Linked DNA regions of Homo sapiens: all the other regions are linked to region 3. Evidence: chromatin loops called from intact Hi-C (ENCODE). Cell type or tissue: B cell. All regions are shown on one strand. Region 1 overlaps ITGAM (integrin subunit alpha M). Region 2 has its middle 6.6 kb from the start of ITGAX. Region 3 holds the start of PYCARD (PYD and CARD domain containing). Region 4 overlaps ITGAM (integrin subunit alpha M).

Region 1 (5,000 bases), 63 kb before region 3:
GACAGAGCAAGACCCTGTCTCCAAAAAAAAAAGAAAAAAGAAAGATAGGTGATCACCTTAGTTGGTGCATGAGAGACTCTCAAAAGCCCATATGGAAGAATTTAGTCATGGGACAGAGGAGAGACAGGTCTTCCTCTAAAACGAGTGAGTCACTGCCAGGAGTGCTGTCATTATGGAAATTTGAGAAAAAGGAGAAAGTGCGGTGTTACAGCTCCTTTAGAATTTGTCAACAAATTCCAGTGAAGACTGGAAAACCGCTTATTAAGATAAAATAAGAGAAGGGGAAAGTGGAGGGAGTCCATGCCTGAAGCTTTTGTTTTCTCTGTGGAGGAAGGAGGATTAACTGTGGAGGGTGAAATATAGAGGAACAGGGCTTGAGAAAGAAAAAAAATGCAAGGGAGAAACATTCGCCTGTGGTCCCAGAATCAACATGAAGACAAGCAAAAAGATGGCATAGCCATCGAACAAAGCAGTGGGAAAAAGCAGCTTGAAAGATCCACGCACTCTGGCCAGGCATGGTGGCTCATGCCCCCCACTCATTCCCTGGCTCATTCCCAGCACTTTGGGAAGCCAAGGTGGGCAGATCACCAGAGCTCAGGAGTTCGAGACCAGCCTGGCCAACATGGTGAAACCCCGTCTCTGCTAAAAATACAAAAATTAGCCGGGTGTGGTGGCGGGCACCTGTAATCCCAGCTACTTGGGAAGATGGGGCAGGAGAATCGCTTGAACCTGGGAGGCAGAGGTTGCAGTAAGCCAAGATCGTGCCACTGCACTCCAGCCTGGGTGACAGAGCGAGACTCTGCCTCAAAAAAAAAAAAAAAAAAAAAAATCCATACAGTCACTCAGAATCTCAATCAACAGAGGTTTGGGGAACAGGGGTGTGGAAGGCCGCCCCCCAGGATGGTCCCCAAGATTCCCACCTCTTGCCAATGACACCTTGCACCATCCCCTCCTCTGCAGTGTGACCTGGACTTATTTTTTAAAGACAGGGTCTTGCTCTGTCACCCAGGTTGGAGTACAGTGGTGCAATCATAACTTGCTGCAGCTTCAACTTCCCAGGCTCAAGTGATCCTCCTGAGTAGCTGGGACTGCAGGTGTGTGCCACCACGCCTGGCTAATTTTTTTTTTTTTTTGTAGAGACGGGGATCTCCCTATGTTGCCCAGGCTTGCCTTGAACTTGTGGCCTCAAGCAATCTTCCCACCTTGGCCTCCAAATAGCTAAGACTACAGGTGCTCATCACCACACTCAGCTAATTTTTTTTTTTTTTTTTTTTAGAGACAGGATCTCACTACATTGCCCAGGCTGATCTCAAGCTCCTGGGCTCCCAAAGCTTTGGGATTGCAGGTATGAGCCACTGTGCCTAGCCAAGGCGTTTTCCTAAAGTACAAGACCCTAGCACCTCCCTAGCTTCTGACTCTAATGGGACCCAGTTCCCCCACTCTTCTGCACCCAGAGCCCAGACCTTGAGCAGACGTCACCTCAGTCCTGCCCCCTCCCCTGGTCTTTTGCTGCGCATCTGTTCCCTCTGCCAAAGGCAACCCACCTCGGAGGGCCTCTGGGAACTTCTGGGGCTGCTGCCGTAGGTTGGATCCAAACAGGAAGCAGAGCCCTTTCACATACGTGTTCTCACTGCAAGTCTGGTGCACGGTGGGACCACAGGCCTAGGGGACAGGAGCCAGTGGAAGGGGCTGCCCCTGCTTCCTGTCCTTGTACCCCAGCACCTCCACCCTCCACAAGACCCCCAGCCCCACCATGCGTGGGCCCCCAAACACCCCCATTAGGATGCTCCTCTGATCGAGCCCCACTCACCAGCAGCTGAGGGGGGCTGGTGGTGGCTGCCAGGGACAGGCCCAGGGACATGTTCACGGCCTCCACGGGGACTGCGGGGACAGATATGGGCATGGTCACCCTGGTGGGGGGACAGAGAAGGCTGTGGAAGAGCTGGGCAGGGGTCACCTCCATGCGGGAGACAAGGAGGTCTGACGGTGAAGGGGGATCCTAAATCTTGGGAAAGAAAGGAACACAGAGGGGTTGCCTGGGGATGTCTAGGGTAGAGACTGCAGGCAGAGGAGAGGGTACGGAGGCAGGCACCTGTGTCCCCACCACAGATCCCCAGGACACAGGAGTGCCTGGAAAGTCCCTATGTGTTCACAGGGGAATCCCAGTCCCAGCCCGGCGGGGCAGTGACTCACCCTGCAGGCGGATGGGCTCGCATGAGCCTGTGCTGTAGTCGCACTGGTAGAGGCTGCCCCTTTGGTTGGCAGCCACTATCTCCTGGGGGGCTCCAACCACCACCCTGTGGGGAGAAGTGGGAACAGAGAAAACTTCGACATGTGGGGAGAGAAGGAGACCACAGAGGAAGTTCTGCCACCCAGAGGACGGTGGGGGCCCATACCCGGATTCCTAAATTCCTATGACTAGGAGGAAGAATTAGCAAAGAAAAAAATGGGAAAATGTTAAGACTCAGAATGAGAAAAGGTCTTCCTAAGAATGACACAAAAACCAGAAGTCATTTAAAAATAGGACCAGGCGCGGTGGCTCATGCTTGTAATCCTAGCACTTTGGGAGGCCAAGGGGGTGGATTGCCTGAGCTCAGGAGTTCAAGATCAGCCTGGGCAACATGGTGAAACCCCGCCTCTACTAAAAATACAAAAAATTAGCCACACGTGGTGGTGCGTACCTGTAATCCCAGCTAAATGGGAGGCTGAGGCAAGAGAATTGCTTGAACCCAGGAGGCAGAGGTTGCAGTGAGCCGAGATAGCACCACTGCACTCCAGCCTGAGAGACAGGGCAAGACTCTGTCCCAAAAAATAAATGAATAAATTTTAAAAATAAAAATAGGTCAATTCAAGCTGGGCACCATGGCTCATGCCTTTAATCCCAGCACCTTGGGAGGTTGAGGCAGGAGCATCATTTGAGGCCAGGAGTTTGAAACTAGCCCGGGTAACATAGCCAGACCCCATCTCTACAAAAAATGTTTTTAAAAATTAGCCAGGTATGGTGGTACACACCTGTAGTCCCAGGCCAACCATTTTTTTTTTTTCTTTGAGACAGGGTCTCACCCTGTTGCCCAAGATGGAGTCCAGTGGCATAATCATAGCTCACTGCAACCTCTGCCTCCTGGGCTCAAACAATCCTTCCACCTCAGTCTCCCAAAGTGTTAGAATTACAGGCATGAGCCACTGGACCCGGCCCACACAGTCATTTTATTTATTTTTATTTTTATTTATTTTCTTTCTTTGAAACAGATTCTCACTCCATCACCCAGGCTGGAGTATAGTGGTGCAATCTCGGCTCACTGCTGCAACCTCTGCCTCCCAGGTTCAAGCATTCCTCCTGTCTCAACCTCCTGAGTAGCTGGGATTACAGGTGTGTGCCACCATGCTTGGCTAATTTGTGTATTTTTAGTAGAGATGAGGTTTCCTTATGTTGGCCAGGGTAGTCTCGAACTCCTGGCTTCCAGCGACCAGCCCAGCTCGGCCTCCCAAAATGCTGGGATTACAGGCGTGAGCCCCTGCACCCAGCCTCCACACAGTCATTTTCAATAAATTTCTGGGCCAGGCGCAGTGGCTCACACCTGTAATCCCTGCACTTTGGGAGGCCGAGGCAAGTGGATCACGAGGTCAGGAAATCGAGAACATCCTGGCTAACATGGTGAAACCCCATCTCTACTAAAAATACAAAAAAATTAGCCAGGCGTGGTGGCACGCACCTGTAGTCCCAGCTACTCGGGAGGCTGAGGCAGGAGAATCGCTTGAACCCAGGAGGCAGAGGTTGCAGTGAGCCGAGATCACTCCACTGCACTCCAGCCTGGACGACAAAGCGAGACTCCATCTCAATAAATAAATAAATAAATAAATAAATAAATAAATAAATAAATAAATAAATTTTTGTATGTGATAAACTACCATAAGCATACTCAAAAGAAAAATAATACACAAGGGAGAGAGCTTCACAACTCATACCCCAGACTACTTTCCTCAGTGTACTCAAAGCTTGTACAAACTAGTAAAAAAAAAAAAAAAGAAAGAAAAATGGCCAACAGATAAGAAAAACATGTTCACAGAAAATGCCTCTCTCATAAAAAAAAAAGAAGCAATTTAAAGCTAAATTAAGATACCACTTCTCACCTACTCGATCTGCAGAGATCAGTAAGTTTGATAGCACACTGAGTTGGCAAATGAGTGAGGGAGTATGAGGAAGTAGGTATTTTCATGAATTTCTGGTGTGAGTGTAAATTGCTGCCACCACTGTAGAGGGGGATCTGGAAAAATCTATTAAAATTGCACGTGCTCATGCACCCGTGGATACCACAATCCCAGTCCTAGCCTTTACTTCCAAATAGGCTTGCACATGTGCAAAATGACAGCATTGTTCATAGAGCAAAAGTTTGGGAACAATCTAAATGTTCATTAACAAGAGATCTAATGTAATGTAAAAGGAGATTACAAGCCAGGCACGGTGGCTCAAGCCTGTAATCCCAGCACTTTGGGAGGCCGAGGCAGGTGGATCACCTGAGCTCAGGAGTTCAAGACCAACCTGGCCAACATGGTGAAACCCTGTCTCTACAAAAATACAAAAATTAGCCAGGCGTGGTGGCAGGCACCTGCAATCCAAGCTACTCAGGAGGCTGAGGCAGGAGAATCGATTGAACCCAGGAGGCAGAAGTCGCAGTGAGCCAAGATCATGCCACTGCACTCCAGCCTGGGCGACAGAGGGAGTCTCTAAAAAAATAAAATAAAATAAATTATAGCATCTCCCAATTATGGCATGCAATGCAAGCATAACATGGGATTAATGGACTCAAATCACTGGGCTGTATTATGGGAGATAAAGCAAAGAGCAGAGACCAGCCCCCTTCTTCTGGAAAGGTACTATCACCTCCACAATTACTGTTTCTGTAAAGGTAAATGTTTTAGGCTTCAGGGTCCATACAATCTCTATCACAGCTCCTGAATTCTGCCATTACAGCTCAAAAGTGGCCATAGCCAGGCACAGT
Region 2 (5,000 bases), 150 kb before region 3:
CTATTACACAGGTATATTGCGGGGTGCTGAGGTTTGCACTTCTGTTGATCCTGTCACCCAAATAGTGAGCAGAGTGCCTGATAGGTGGTTTTGCAGCCCTTGCTCCCTTCCCTCCCTCTCCCCTTCTGGAGACCCCAGTGTCTGTTGTTCCCATCTTTATGTACATGTGTACCCAACGTTCAGCTCCCACTTACAAATGAGAATGTGCAGTATTTAGTTTTCTGTTCCTGCATTAATTCACTTAGGACTATGACCTCCAGCTGCATCCATGTTGCAGCAAAGGACGTGATTTCATTCTTTTTCATGGCTGCATAGTATTCCGTGGTGTGTGTAGCACGTTTTCTTTAACCAATCCACCACGGATGGGCACCCAGGTTGATTCTACGTCTTTGCTATTGCACTTTATTTATACTAGCTAATTGAACCCTCACAGCAGCCCCGCGACGGGGACTGCTGTCACCCCTGTTTCACAGATGCAAAACTGAGGCCCTGAGAAGTTGGGTCATCCTCCTCAGGTCACCCAGCTAGTGTGGGCTGAGGACAGGACTCAAGGTGCTGGAGTCTTGACTATTTGGCTAATGACTTTACTTCCTCCTCTCTGCCCTAAACGCTGCCTGTGTCATATTTGTTCCCTCAACCACTCATCCCACACGCATGGGCTGCCCACATGACATAGGCTCTGGGCTGGCCACTGTGAGAAGCAAGACAAACAGGAAAGGGTCTCAGCCCTCAAGGAGTCACACCCCAGAAGGAGATTACACCCCAGAAGTTTTACTAGACAGCACAGTGACTCTGCTTGATGAATCGCAGAGGGAGAGGCTTGAGATGAATTAGGCAGTGCCTGGTGCTCCAGGGGCTGGGCAGGGACTGCTGGCTTCCACACACTGGGGCCGTGTCCTTCTAACATTTCTTTTATTGTTTTGTTTTTCAGAAACAAAGTCTTACTCTGTCACCCAGGCTGGAGTGCAGTGGTGTGATCAGAGTTCACTGCAGCCTCAACCTCCAGGGCTCAAGTGATCCTCCCAATTCAGCCTCTTAAGTAGCTGGGACTACAGGTATGCACCACCATGCCTAGCTAATTTTTAAATGTTTTGTGAAGTTGGGGGCCTTGCTATGTTGCCCAGGCTGGTCTTGAACTCCTGGCCTTAGGCAATCACCCCCACCACCTCAGCCTCCCAAAGTGTTGAGATTACAGGTGTGAGCCACCACGCCCAGCAGTTTTAACCCTTTTATCCCCAGTTCTTCACACAATGCCTGATACATGGGAGGCACACAGTCCATACTTGGTGCATGAATGAAGTGAAAGAATGGCAGAATGTTATCCAGGCAACACAAGGATCTGATAGTTCCAGTCCCAGTCACGATTGCGGCTCAGTTATGTGCCTGGGAAAGAGCATTTGCTGCAATGGTTCTAAGCTGAGGGTGGGGGAGGGGAAGTTAATAATCAGTCTTTCTCAGTGAAGGATAAAAGATGACACTCTCTAGATGAGAGTTCATTGAAGGGAGATACTGCATCTCACTTCTCCTTGTCTCTCTAACAATGGGCATTGGACACCGAGCAGATACAACCAGGGGTCAGTTCCTGTCTGTGGGTGTAGGATGGATGGGTGACAGGAGGGTGGATAGGTTTGTGTGTGGACAGGTGGATGGATGAAAGGATGGGGTGGAGGGTGGATGGGCAAATGTGTGGGTGGGTGGGTGGGTGGGTGAACAGGTGGATGGGTGGAAGGATGGGGTGGTGGGTGGATCGGTAGATGGGTGGGTGAACAAGTGGATGGGTGGAAGGGTAGATGGGTGGGTGGGTGGGTGAACAGGTGGATAGGCGGAAGGATGCAGTGGTGCGTGGATGGGTAAATGGGTAGATGGGTGGGTGAACAGGTGAATGGATGGAATGATGGGGTGGTAAGTGGATGGGTAGATGGGTGGGTGAAGAAGAGACTGCACAGGTTTGAAGCAAATGGACCAAATGCTCAGCCCCCTCACCTGCAGACCTGCTCAATAATTGCATGAATCAGAAGCCGCCTGGAGCAAAGCAAGAGTCGCCTAAGAGGTAAACTAACTTGAATTGGTGTAAATTTAGAATAAAACAAGGATTTAACTTGAGTAACAGGCAACAGGAAACAAGTCAAGCAGAGGAAATCAATGAGAAGTTGGGGAATGTGGGCAACGCATCCCTGGCAGACAGGGAAATGCTGGGTCATGAGCAAAGGGAAGAGGGAGGAAGGAGCTCCTGCTGGCAAAGCCCCGGGAGAAATGAGGGCTGTCCCTGCTCAGACTCCCACACTGGCAAGCGATTTCACCAGAATGAGAAGAATATGGATTTAATTTGTATTTAAATTCAGTGAAATAGACACACAGGAGAAAAGGGGAAGTGAAGACAAGTCACTGAGAAACTGGGGAAGAAGGGAGAGAAGAGGAAAGATTATAGAAAAGAGGTGGTCACAGAAGGGGGCTTGGGTTTGCAGTGTTGGTGACAACACCCACACCTTCCATTTGAAGGCTTCCATTTGAAGGTGGAGGCTTCCCTCCACCCACCCATCCACCTGTTCACCCATCCACCCACCCATCTGCCCATCCACCCTCCACCCCATCCTTCCATCCGTCCACTTGTCCACACACAAACCCATCCACCCTCCCATCACCCATCCGTCCTACACCCACAGACAGGAACTGACCCCTGGTTGTATCTGCTCAGTGTCCAATGCCCATCATTGGAGAGACAAGGAGAAGAAAGCAGGATAGAGTGGGGAAAGAGGCTAAGTGACAAGGAGCTCTCCCCTGACCCTGACTCCAGCCTGGTCCCCGGAAGCTGTGAGCATGAATGGGTCCTTCCTTGAGGCTGAAGTGTGGCCCTTGGTTCTCCCCGGGTGGGTCAGTCATTGACCACCAGCCATTCTTCCCCACTTCCTCTAGCTTATCCCACTGCCACACAGAAGAAGGGGCTACTCCCCTGCAGGCAAGACCATTCCCCAGAGATTGGGGGCACTTGTGAGCCTTGAGCATCAACACAGCAACTGAGAAATTGGTGTTAACCCAATGTTAACCCTCCAAGCAAGAGTTTTTAAGGGCGAGGTACATTTCAGGAAAGCAGAAGTTACAGGCAAAATCATAAACCAATACCTGGAGGTTATACATTAGTTTGGCCTAAAAAGCCAGGATATCTTGAAGCAAGGCTTACAAGTCATACATGGGTTCAAAGATTCTTTGATTTGCAATTGGTTAAGGAAGGAAAGCTTCATCTAAAAACTTGGGGTCAGCAGGAAGGAATATTAAGGTCTGGCCTATGGGAGTGACTGTCTCTCCAGGGCCCTCAGGAAGAAATTTAGAGCAAAGAATAGTGATCAGAGTTCAGTCTTCACTTCCTCCTTATCAGTGGCCTACATACCAGCAGATGGCATTTTCCATCTGGGGGTGATATGGTTTGGATTTGTGTCCCCACTCAAATCTCATGTTGGATTATAATCTGCAGTGTTGGAGGAGGGGCCTGGTGGGAGGTGATTGGACCATGGGTGCGGATTTCTCCCTTGCTGTTCTCGTGATAGTGAGTGAGTCATCACAAGATCTGGTTGTTTAAAAGTGTGTAGCACCTCGCCCTGGTCTGTCTTCTTTCCTTCTCCAGCCGTGTAAGACATGACTCCTTCCTCTTCGCCTTCCACCATGACTGTAAGTTTCCTGAGGCCTCCCCATCCATGCTTCTTATAATGCCTGAGGAACCATTAGCCAATTAAATCTCCTTTCTTTATAAATTACCCGGTCTCAGGAAGTTCTTTGTAGCAATGCAAGAACGGACTAATACAGTGGGGGTCCAGGTTTCTGAAAAACAACTCAGGGATGTACGTTAAAACCCTTGGTTTTCTGGGGAACCACACATCTTGTGGCTCTCACTTCCTTGGCTATTGTTTGAAGTGACTGTTATCTTCTTGCTTACCGGGCTGCTCATATACTTCTCCAGATTAGCAAGGTGCCTGGAATTCTCCTTGAAGAAACTCAAGATTTTTCTTTATTTCCATGTGTAGGGGAACCCAGCAGGCCTCTGAAACGGATCCACGCTCAGTCTCAGGCACAGACAACATCTAGTGACCACAGAATGATTTCATCTTAATCCCTTTTTAGGGTAAAAGGAGGGAGTGAGAGAATCCCTAGGAAGGTGGGGTGAGAGAACAGAACAGGGCAGAAATCCAGGGTCTCTGTGAGAACTTGAACCAGTGGGGCCGTGCCTGGGAGGGGCTGGGCTGGAGATGCCTGTGTGAATTAAGAGAGGGAGAATTCCAAAGAGGAGGAGTAAGGCAGGGTCATCCCACTCAGCTTCTCTCTCCTGGCCCTGGCATGGTAGCAGGATTGGTCTCAACAGGCAAATGCGTATATGGCAGAACTTGGCAACCAATGCATTCCGTTCACATTCACTCAGCCCAGCCTGCAGAGGGATCTTATCCTTTAATGGCAGTGGGGCATAGGGGGCAGATAAGGGGAAGGATTTTAGCAATTGTTCAAGTCTGCGCCAAGATGGGAATGCCCACAGAGGAAGCAGAAAGGAAATTGCTCTATTGATCTATTTATCACAGTAGCTGGACCAGAGGATTGCGGAAAGACACAAAGACCAACCAAATGAGAACAGGCGAAGTCTATTTATTCAAAGCTGGCTCTAGCAAGGGAGTCAGTGGCCATCACTGGTGTTTTGGCAGAGACTCAAAAATGGGCAGTACAGTAGGAAAGCTTTGTAGTGGAAACTGGGAAGTCTTCAGGGATGCCCCAAGTAGAAGCTGCTGGCCTGGGAAGCTGTATGTGGCTCACTGGAAGCGGGCATCCTGTGCAATTGACTAGGGGACATATTTGGCTTTGTCTGGTTGGTCCTAAGTTGGAAGTAGGGACAAAAATTAGGGAAGCCATCAGTTATTGATTAAGTCCTGGACATGGGGCTGATTGTTAGTTATTGATAGGCTTCCTGGGCTGGTTGCTGCAGGCTGGGGGGCAGATGTCTATTTTTATGTCTAGTCTGACCA
Region 3 (5,000 bases):
CACAAAAGGAAATGGAGATTCTGGAAGGATAAAGGCCAGTGAGAAGGCATGATAAACATCCATGAGCCAAGGAACACTGGCTGTTGGACCACAAGTGCCACCCATGGTGAGGATGTTGGCACACAGCTTACCCCAGCCCACATGCTACAAGGATGGGGAGCAAGGCCAGGCACAGTGGCTCACACCTGTAATCCTAGCATGTTGGGAGGCCAAGGCAGGAGGACTGCTGAGCCCAGGACTTTGAGACCAGCCTGAACAACATAGGGAAACCCATTCTCTATAAAAATTTTAAAAACTAGCCAGGCATGGTGGCACAACTGTAGTCGCAGGTACTCAGGAGGCCGAGGTGAGAGAATTGCTTGAGCCCAGGAGTTCAAGGCTGCAGTGAGCCACAATCCCTCCGGTGTACTCCAGCCTGGGCAACAGAGTGAGGTCCTGTCTTCAAAAGAAAAAACAAACAACAACAACAACAACAACAAAAAGGCTTTCAGCAGGGTAGCAGAGCACTGCTCCCCATCGTGGTTTTTGTTTGTTTGTTTTTGTTCCTGTTTTGAGATGGAGTTTCGCTCTTGTTGCCCAGGCTGAAGTGCAATGGTGTGATCTCAGCTCACTGCAACCTCCACCTCACGGGTTCAGGCGATTCTCCTGCCTCAGCCTCCCCAGTAGCTGGGATTACAGGCACCTGCCACCACGCCCGGCTAATTTTTGTATTTTTAGTAGAGATGGGGTTTCACTCTGTTGGCCAGGCTGGTCTCAAACTCCTGATCACCCACCTCGCCCTCCCAAAATGCTGGGATTACAGGCATGAGTCACCGTGCCCGGCCCATCCTGGTTGTCTTGTTTGTTTTTGAGACAAGGTGTCTGTTGCCGAGTGGCACAGAGTGCAGTGGCACAATCATAGCTCACTGCACCCTCAACCTCCTGGGCTCAAGTGACCCTCCGGCCTCAGCCTCCCAAAGCACTGAGATGACATGCGTGATGAGCCACTGCACCCAGCCATGCTGGAAGCTTTTGAATACAACATGCTGCAGGCATCACAGCCTCATTCATTCCTTCACTCAGCAAATCTTTACTCAGCACCTAATGTGTTCCAGATACATTTTTTTTTTTCAGATGGAATCTAGCTCTGTCACCCAGGCTGGAGTGCAGTGGTGCAATCTTGGCTCACTGTAGCCTCTGCCTCCGAGGTTCAAGCGATTCTCATGCCTCAGCCGCCCTAGTAGCTAGGATTACAGGCGCCCTCCACCACACACAGCTATTTCCAGGTACATTCTTGACGCTAGGAATTCAGCAAAGAATAAGACAGTTAAGGTCTCCGATGCTCATAGGCCTCACATTTTAGAGAGGGATGAATGTCCAATAAGCATATAAACGTATAATATGTCAGGGTCGTATGACTACAAGGAACAGTGATTGTTACAACCCAGATGAGAGGGAAAAATAAAGGATTCCAAATATCCCCCTTGGGAAGTAGAGTCAGGATTCAAACAAAGAACTGTATGGCTTCAAGTTCATGGTCTTTAATCTCCTGGAGGCTGTCTCTCTTTCTTTTTTCTTTTTTTTAATCAGTGTTGGGATCAAATTCTGGCTCCCCTAGGAAGCATCTGGCAAGGTTTCGGGAGCCATCGGGTTGGCCATGTTATGCTGGAATATTTATAAGCACCGGAGGGTTATCCCCATGTCGTAGAAAATGAAACTGAAGCTCAGAGAGATTTGCACTCTCTGCCCTTTTGTACAACTCATTTTTCCCCAGTATGTGGAATTGAGGGAGCTTCACGCTTCTAGCTGTCATGATTCCAAGATTCTACGACATGTGGGAGAGGATCCTAAGGTTCGGGGAACCGCGGAGGTTTCGGGGTTCTAGAAATCCGAGGTTCTAAGCCTAGGTGCTCCAATAAACCCAGTGAGAGCCAGCCCAGGTTTCCGGTCTGTACCCGCTGGTGCAAGCCCAGAGACAAGCAGGCGCCACCCATGAGCCCCTCTGCGGCCCCCTCCCGGGTCCCACCTCGCAGGCCAGCTGGAGGGCGCGATCCTGGCGTCCCCCGACGGCCTGGGGCCCCAATCCAGAGGCCTGGGTGGGAGGGGACCAAGGGTGTAGTAAGGAAGCGCCTTTTGCTGGAGGGCAACGGACCGGGGCGGGGAGTCGGGAGACCAGAGTGGGAGGAAGGCGGGGAGTCCAGGTTCCGCCCCGGAGCCGACTTCCTCCTGGTCGGCGGCTGCAGCGGGGTGAGCGGCGGCAGCGGCCGGGGATCCTGGAGCCATGGGGCGCGCGCGCGACGCCATCCTGGATGCGCTGGAGAACCTGACCGCCGAGGAGCTCAAGAAGTTCAAGCTGAAGCTGCTGTCGGTGCCGCTGCGCGAGGGCTACGGGCGCATCCCGCGGGGCGCGCTGCTGTCCATGGACGCCTTGGACCTCACCGACAAGCTGGTCAGCTTCTACCTGGAGACCTACGGCGCCGAGCTCACCGCTAACGTGCTGCGCGACATGGGCCTGCAGGAGATGGCCGGGCAGCTGCAGGCGGCCACGCACCAGGGTGAGCCGCCCCCGTTCCCCTCCACCCCGTCTTTCCCCTCCACCCACACCAGCGCTTACCCCGCGGGCTCTTCCGCTTTCTGTTCCTCCTACCCCTAAACAAAGCTGCTCTACCGGAAAGGAGGCTCCCCACGCTTGGCCTACCGACCAACGGGACCCCGGCCCCACGGCGGGAAGGGAAGGGAAGGGGATCACTTGGCCCATATCCTTCCAGGCTCTGGAGCCGCGCCAGCTGGGATCCAGGCCCCTCCTCAGTCGGCAGCCAAGCCAGGTGAGGCCTCCACACCCAGCCCGGCCCCACCGCACTCCTGCACAGCCTGCATCTGTGCTCCCGCAACCAGGGCAGGGCAGGGCAGGGCAGGCACGGCTTGGCAACCCTGCGCACCCCACCCACCAACCCACACCCTGCGGGGGAAGGGAGACAATATTACCCTCATCCCACTGCATGTGGGGTCCTGGTGGCCGCCCCCTGGAGCCCTGCCCCTAGGCTTGCAGAGGAATTCCTGAAGAACTCAAGTTCAGCAGGGACAGGCCCCACACCCTGGCTGCTGGCTCATGTTCTCCTCCCACCCCCAGGCCTGCACTTTATAGACCAGCACCGGGCTGCGCTTATCGCGAGGGTCACAAACGTTGAGTGGCTGCTGGATGCTCTGTACGGGAAGGTCCTGACGGATGAGCAGTACCAGGCAGTGCGGGCCGAGCCCACCAACCCAAGCAAGATGCGGAAGCTCTTCAGTTTCACACCAGCCTGGAACTGGACCTGCAAGGACTTGCTCCTCCAGGCCCTAAGGGAGTCCCAGTCCTACCTGGTGGAGGACCTGGAGCGGAGCTGAGGCTCCTTCCCAGCAACACTCCGGTCAGCCCCTGGCAATCCCACCAAATCATCCTGAATCTGATCTTTTTATACACAATATACGAAAAGCCAGCTTGAACTTGTGTGTTTTCCTGCTTCTAGCCTGCTGGCATGTGCAGAGCTCAGCTATGCTTCAGAGGCCACCCAGCCTCCAGCTCCATGTCCCTAGGGTCTCTGGCACCCCAAATGCTTCCCCCATCCTTCCTGGTATCGCCATGGAATATCCCTCCTCATTCACCAGGTGGTGCTCCTCCAGTGCTCCCTAAAGGGTCTAACCTTACCATTATAGATAACAGCCTGTGACCCAGGTCCGAAGGTTAAAAGAGGCATGTACCAAAGGGCGCAAACTGGTGGGCAGCTCTGTCCAAGCCATTTAGAAACACACTAGTCTTCATAGCTCCCCTACCTTCCACATTTTCCACTGGAGAAAAATGCAGAATTAGAGAAATTTGCAGGGGGAGACACATTAGAGCATTATCTAAACATAGGACAGAAGAGCACAAGTCACCAAATTGCTCGAGGGCTCCTTCTGGTGCTGGCTCTTAACAGGCTTAAAGGCTCCCTCTGCCCCACCCCATCCCGTGGGGGAAAGGGTCATAGGTTGCACTTTGCTCAAAAAACATGCCAACCACCAAAGCAGATTTTCAGGAAATGAGTTGTGTGTGGTAGCTGCCTCTTTTCTTGATGCGATTTTTTTGGAGGGTTATTACTTATTCATTCATTTGAAAGGAACATTTAAAACTTTTTTTTTGAGATGGAATCTCGCTGTGTCACCCAGACTGGAGTGCAGTGGCGTGACCTCAGCTCACTGCAACCTCCACCTCCCAGGTTCAAGCTATTCTTGTGCCTCAGCCTCCCGAATAGCTGGGATTACAGGCCCCTGCCACCACACCTGGCTAGTTTTTGTGTTTTTAGTAGAAACAAAGTTTCACCATGTCAGCCAGGCTGGTCTGGAACTTCGGACCTCAAGTGGTCCACCCGCCTCCACCTCCCAAAGTGCTGGGGTGCTGGAATTACAGGCGTGAGCCAATGCACCCGGCCACTTTTTTCTTTTTTTTTTTTTGAGACGGAGGCTCACTCTGTCACCCAGGCTGGAGTGCAGTAGCATGATCTCAGCTCACCGCAACCTCTGCCTCCCAGGTTCAAGCAATTCTTGTGGCTCAGCCAGTCAAGTAACTGGAATTACAGGTGCTTGCCACCCCACCCGGTTAATTTTCGCATTTTTAGTAGAAACGGGATTTTGCCACGTTGCCCAGGCTGGTCTCAAACACCTGACCTCCAGTGATCCATCCACCTCAGCCGCCCAAAGTGCTGGGATTACAGGTGTGAGCCACCGGGCCCACCTTCTTGATGCAATTTTTGCCTACAAAGGGAAATATGAGTATCTCTCTCCAGGAAACTTGAGGTCTTTCCAGAGGCTGTTTGGGAAAGCAGGAATCTAGGGCTACTTCCTAAGTACACTTTACAAGCAATCCTTTCTGGCCTTGAAGAGGGAGGATTTGCAAAGCAATGGGCAGATACCAAGGAGACCCTGAATCCTATCCTTAGGAATCACCAAACAACCACTTTCCAACCTCACTGCCCCACCAGGCTTATCTCTAATTACATCTTATC
Region 4 (5,000 bases), 130 kb before region 3:
AAACTCATCTTCAGGGTCCAAAATTGTGCACCGTGATGCTGACACTCCAGCCAGCGGGAAGGTGGTGAAAAGAAACGACACTTCTTCCCTCAAAGGACCTGGCTCCGAAGTTGCTCGCTTCACTGCTGCTCACATCCCATCAGCCAGAACCTCGCCAGGCAGCCACACCAGCTGCACAGGAGGTGGGGAGACGAACCCTATAACTAAGGGGCTATACGCAATATCCATTGCAGCGTAACAAACCACCACGCAGGACTGAGACATCAGTAATTGATTATTTCTCACAGTTGCATGAGGTGACAATCCAGGCAGTTCTGTGGGACTCTCCAGTGGCTGCAGGTGTTGGACAGCTGGATGGAAGGATCACAGCAGCCTCATGCATGCACAGTGGCAGTGGCCTCCGCTGTCTCCTCCATGAGTCCACTCTTTCTCCAGTGGGCCATATGGATCACGGCGTGGTGACCTCAGTGTTCCGAGGGGTGCAGGGCAGGATCTGCTGTGCTCCTAAAGGTCTAGGCTCCAGAACTCACACGACCACACTCCTACTGTATTCTATTAATCAAAGCAAACCACGGGACCAGCCCAGATTCAAAGAGGTAGACAGGCCGCACCATGTGATGTCAGGGACAGCAATGTCACACTGCAAGGGTGTAGGGCCGGGAAGCACCATTCACTGGGAGTCAGAATTGTAACCATCTCCCATGGTGGCCCAAATTAAGATTCTACTCTAAGTAGGAAAAGGAGAGTGGATACTGAAGGGATTCATTTATTCTGAAGTGAGAAATCCCCAAAAATAAAAGCAAGCAGACGTTCCTGGACTTGGCCACTTATCACCAGATTTATGGTCCTGTTTATTAGTCACTTTGTGGTCATGCTAGGGAAATCTGTCGCTTGAAATGATTGACTTTTCTAACCCATCATAAAGCTCCTATCTGGCTGAATTCAACACAAGCTTCTCATTTGAAGACGCGGAGGTGAACTCTGAGTTCACAGGACTTTAACTGCCCTGCAAAGACTGGCGGCTACAGGCACGGAGGCTGCAAGGACAGGCAACTACAGGTATGGAGGCTGCCAGGACAAGCAACTAGGTACGAAGGCTACAAGGACCAGCATGGAGGCTGCAAGGACAGGCGACTACAGACATGGAGGGTGAAAGGACAGGCGACTAAAGGTACAGAACTCTCTCTGTTCCCGGAGCAATTCAGGACTTCTGCAGATATTGAGGACTTTTATCTTTCAACATAAGGAAACACAGAAATTCTTAACAGACTTTATTTAAGTCAGGAGAGGAAATAGCAAAGAACCGTCTAAAGGTGACCGTGTTTTGTGTCACCCCCACAGATACAAAGGGCCATTGTCTCATTAGCCACCTTTTGAGGGCATCTCACTTCACTTTGAGTGAAATTGGAACTACTCACTCTGGCTTACAAAGCACTCATGCCCAAGCCCTGCCCACTCTCCCAGCCTCCCCTGCCCTCCCTTCTGCCTGGAGATCTTCTGGCCCTGCTTCAGTCAGGTGTCACCTCCCTTGGGGACCCTTCCTTCACCTCCCTAAGGAGTAAGCCCTCTCTCCTCCTGCCACATGTGAAACAAGTGTCCCTCTAAGCCATGATTTTCTTGTATTTCAATGAAGATCATGAAATTACCATTTTTTGGCTGGGCACAGTGACTCACACCTGTAATCCCAGCATTTCGGGAGGCCAAGGCAGATGGATCACCTGAGGTCAGGAGTTCAAGACCAGCCTGGCCAACATGGTGGAACCCCATCTCTACCAAAAATACAAAAAAAAAAAATTAGCCAGACATTGTGGTGCACGCCTGTAATCCCAGCTACTCAGGAGGCTGAGGCAAGATAATCACTTGAACCCGGGAGGGAGAGGTTGTAGTGAGCTGAGATCACACTACTGTACTCCAGTCTGGGCGACAGAACAAGACTCCATGAAAAAAAAGAAAGAAAGAAAGAAAGAAAGAAAGAAAGAAAGAAAGAAAGAAAGAAAGAAAGAAAGAAAGAAAGAAAGAAAGAAAGAAGGAAGGAAGGAAGGAAGGAAGGAAGGAAGGAAGGAAGGAAGGAAGGAAAGAAAGAAAGAAAAAAGAAAGGAAGGAAGGAAGGAAGGAAGGAGGAAGGAAGGAAGGAAGGAAGGAGGAAGGAAGGAAGGAAGGAAGGAAGGAAGGAAAGGAAGGAAGGAAGGAAGGGAAAGAAAGAAAGAAGGAGAAAGAAAGAAAGAAGGAGAAAGAAAGAGAGAGAGAAAGAAAAGAGAGAAAGAGAAAGAAAGAAAGAAAAGAAAGAAACATTTTTGTCCAAAAACATGTCATCAATTTCATATGCTTTAACCCAATATCATAACAGTTAAATAACAGCCACCCTCTCCCCACACTCCCTCATGCCTGTTCTGGGGCCATTCCTCTGAGGCTGTCAGGACAGTAAAAGAGAAAAGCTTTAGACCTAGGCAGAGCTGGGATTAACTCCTAGCTCCATTCCTTCCCAGCTGTATGACCTCAGGCAACTGGTATGATCTATCTAAGCCTAGGTTTCCTCATAAGTGAAATTCATGTAAATACCAAGGACTGGTGTGAGGATTAGAGAGGATGTATGTTCAGGCCAGGCTAGTGTTTACTGTGTTTGCAAAGTATGAGGGACAGGCACTGGGCATCCTCCCTCTGAGGAAGCAGCCACCAAAATGTCACCTGCACACACCTTGGCAGCAAGTGCTCCTGGTGCCCTGACCTGAACCAAAGGCACCGTGTCAGGGGCTGTGTTCACCTGTCAAACATCCAGCCAGCAGCACTGGTATCACTTTCTCTGGCCACTAGAGCCCACTCTCCTCACACTCAGGGCAGGCCAGAAGTGGTAGGAAATTAACACACTCTCCCCACCAAGAGCAGCCCTCATCCAATAGCTAAGTGGAATCGGTGTCTATGCGCTCCAGCCTTCTCCCCTGGGTGGGGTGATACTGAGGTGCGTGTTCTGCACTGCCTCCGAGAACTGCCCAGTGGGGTGAAGCTCCAGGAACTCACAGCAGCTTCTCTGTGGGTGATACACCTGTTATTGGCAGCCTTCCCTTCCTCGGTATTTCCTGGAGCCATCTCTTTATTTTATTTTATTTTATTTATTTTTTTTTTTTTAAGATGGAGTCCTGCTCTGTCGCCCAGGCTGGAGTGCAGTGATGCAATCATATCTCACTGCAACCTCTACCTCCCAGGTTAAAGCAATTCTCCTTCCTCAGCCTCCCAAGTAGCTGAGATTACAGTTGCCTGCCACCATGCATGGCTAATTTTTTTGTATTTTTAGTAGAGACGGGGTTTCACCAAGTTCGACAGGCTGGTCTCAAACTCCTGAGATCAGGTGATCCACCAGCCTCGGCCTCCCAAAGTTCTGGGATTACAGAGGCGTGAGCCACTGTGCCCGACCTTTATTTTATTATTTTGTTTATTTTTGAGACAGGATCTCACTCTGTCACCCAGGCTGGAGTGCAGTGGTGCGATCATGGCTCACTGCAGTCTAGACCTTCTGGGCTCAAGTAATCCTCCTGCATCAGCCTCCGGAGTAGCTGTGACTACAGGCATGTAACACCAGGCCTGGCTAAATTTTTTTAATTTTTCGTGGACACAGGTTCTCACTATGTTGCCCAGGCTAGTCTCGAACTCCTGAGCTCAAGCAATCTTCACACCTTCACCTCCCAAAATGCTGGGATTTCAGGTGTGAGCCACCATGCCTGGCCTGCCACCTCTTAAATACGCTTGTTTCACCCAAATTCTTGGGTTTGCTTCTGGGAGAACCCAAACTTCCAGGAACATATCCTATAAATTATCCTTACATATATGCAAAAATGACATATATTTGATTTATTAACTCAGCATTGATGCAATAACAAGAGAATGAAAATAGTATATCAAAAGAAGACTGGTTAAATACATTATGGTACACTCACACAATGGAATACTATGCAGCGGTATAAAAGAATGAAAAAGTAATTTATGTCTTAATATGAACCGATGTCTGAGAAATATTGGTGAAAAAAAGCAAGATACAGACCAATATAAAGTATGCTACCATTTGTGTAAAAAAGCTTGTGTGTGTGTATGTGTGGTGTGTGTGCACACGTGCATACACTTGCACATCGCCTGGAATCTGTCTGAAGGAAACCTCAAAACACAATCTTGACTACCTTTAAGGAGGTGACTTGAATATCTGGAAAGGGAGACTTTTCACTGTACACTTGAATGCCTTGTGATTTTTGTACCATAGACAAGCTTATCCATCCAAAAAATTAAAGTCACATTGAAATAATAAATGAATCCAGAAAGGAAGCTTCATCATTCCTCAGTGGGCATCTTTATTGGGCATCAGCGCTGGTGTGGAGGAGGTTCCTGGTTCCACCCACGGCTTCTCATGGAGTCTCCATCCAAGCTGCGCAGGCTCCAGCAGGCCGCAGGCTCGCAGGCGACGGGAAGTCCCACTTCTTTCAGTGGAGAGAAGCTGCTGTGTTTCCCTCTGTCTTCACCCACAGGATTGACCGTCCCCTCTCCCGGAGGAAAACCCAGCAGCGGCTTCACCCACGCACAAGGGAGCCCAGGCAGTTCCCTTCTGCCGGAGAGGCTACGCTGCCGTCACCTACCCACACGCCAGAGACATCTGAGTCACACACGTGAGCCACACGCCCCTGAGCACACACATGCACACACTCGCACACATGCACACACTTGCACACACATGGACACACGCACACACACTTGGACACACTCACATACTTGCACACACTCACACATGGGCGTGCAAGTGCACATGCACGCACACGCACACATGTGCACACACTTGCACACAGACACTTGCACACACGCACATACACACTTGCACACACACAAATGGAAGCCCAAGCCCGTCCTGTCGGGGATACTTCGCTGTCCGACGTGTCCAGCAGCCTGGGGGCTACGTGTGGTCTGGGCAGAGTCCTGCTGGCCACCGAGAGGCAGCTCTGTCGGGAAGGAGCCGCTACTGGGGT

What was found. Peaks named below come from ENCODE experiments on the same cell type or tissue, not always from the same donor. Only the 100,000 strongest peaks of a DNase experiment are listed, where the experiment ranks them.
Region 1: it touches region 3 in a loop (2.8-fold over the local background); 8 of 110 quality-filtered maps call a loop at or near these places.
Region 2: it touches region 3 in a loop (3-fold over the local background); 9 of 110 quality-filtered maps call a loop at or near these places.
Region 4: it touches region 3 in a loop (18-fold over the local background); 9 of 110 quality-filtered maps call a loop at or near these places.

What each region holds. Positions count from the first base shown.
Region 1 is chr16:31,262,692-31,267,691 of GRCh38, reverse strand. It overlaps ITGAM (integrin subunit alpha M), which reads right to left. Exons shown (of 30, transcript NM_000632.4): 3 at 2,194-2,297; 4 at 1,811-1,881; 5 at 1,545-1,662. Among named protein-coding and RNA genes, the nearest start is that of ITGAM, 5.2 kb to the right of the region's middle. RefSeq lists enhancers at 1,845-2,324, 1,439-2,638. In B cell, no CTCF peak of the experiment used is centred here; DNase peaks (open chromatin) are centred at 1,651, 2,161 and 4,201; H3K27me3 peaks cover 596 bases.
Region 2 is chr16:31,346,107-31,351,106 of GRCh38, reverse strand. No RefSeq gene overlaps it. Among named protein-coding and RNA genes, the nearest start is that of ITGAX, 6.6 kb to the left of the region's middle. In B cell, no CTCF peak of the experiment used is centred here; DNase peaks (open chromatin) are centred at 656, 2,286, 3,058 and 3,286; H3K27ac peaks cover 1,393 bases.
Region 3 is chr16:31,199,951-31,204,950 of GRCh38, reverse strand. It overlaps PYCARD (PYD and CARD domain containing), which reads left to right and starts at 2,191. Exons shown (of 3, transcript NM_013258.5): 1 at 2,191-2,534; 2 at 2,748-2,804; 3 at 3,110-3,465. The coding sequence starts at 2,261. The coding sequence ends at 3,366. It overlaps PYCARD-AS1 (PYCARD antisense RNA 1), which reads right to left and starts at 3,066. Exons shown (of 2, transcript NR_102400.1): 1 at 2,965-3,066; 2 at 1,499-2,491. RefSeq lists a silencer at 1,841-2,200 and enhancers at 2,311-2,540, 2,730-3,360. In B cell, no CTCF peak of the experiment used is centred here; DNase peaks (open chromatin) are centred at 2,590 and 3,960; H3K4me3 peaks cover 3,260 bases; H3K27ac peaks cover 3,012 bases.
Region 4 is chr16:31,331,698-31,336,697 of GRCh38, reverse strand. It overlaps ITGAM (integrin subunit alpha M), which reads right to left. Exons shown (of 30, transcript NM_000632.4): 30 at 3,821-5,000. The coding sequence ends at 4,991. Among named protein-coding and RNA genes, the nearest start is that of ITGAX, 21 kb to the left of the region's middle. In B cell, CTCF peaks have their summits at 2,581 and 2,782; a DNase peak (open chromatin) is centred at 2,817; H3K4me3 peaks cover 199 bases; H3K27me3 peaks cover 1,437 bases.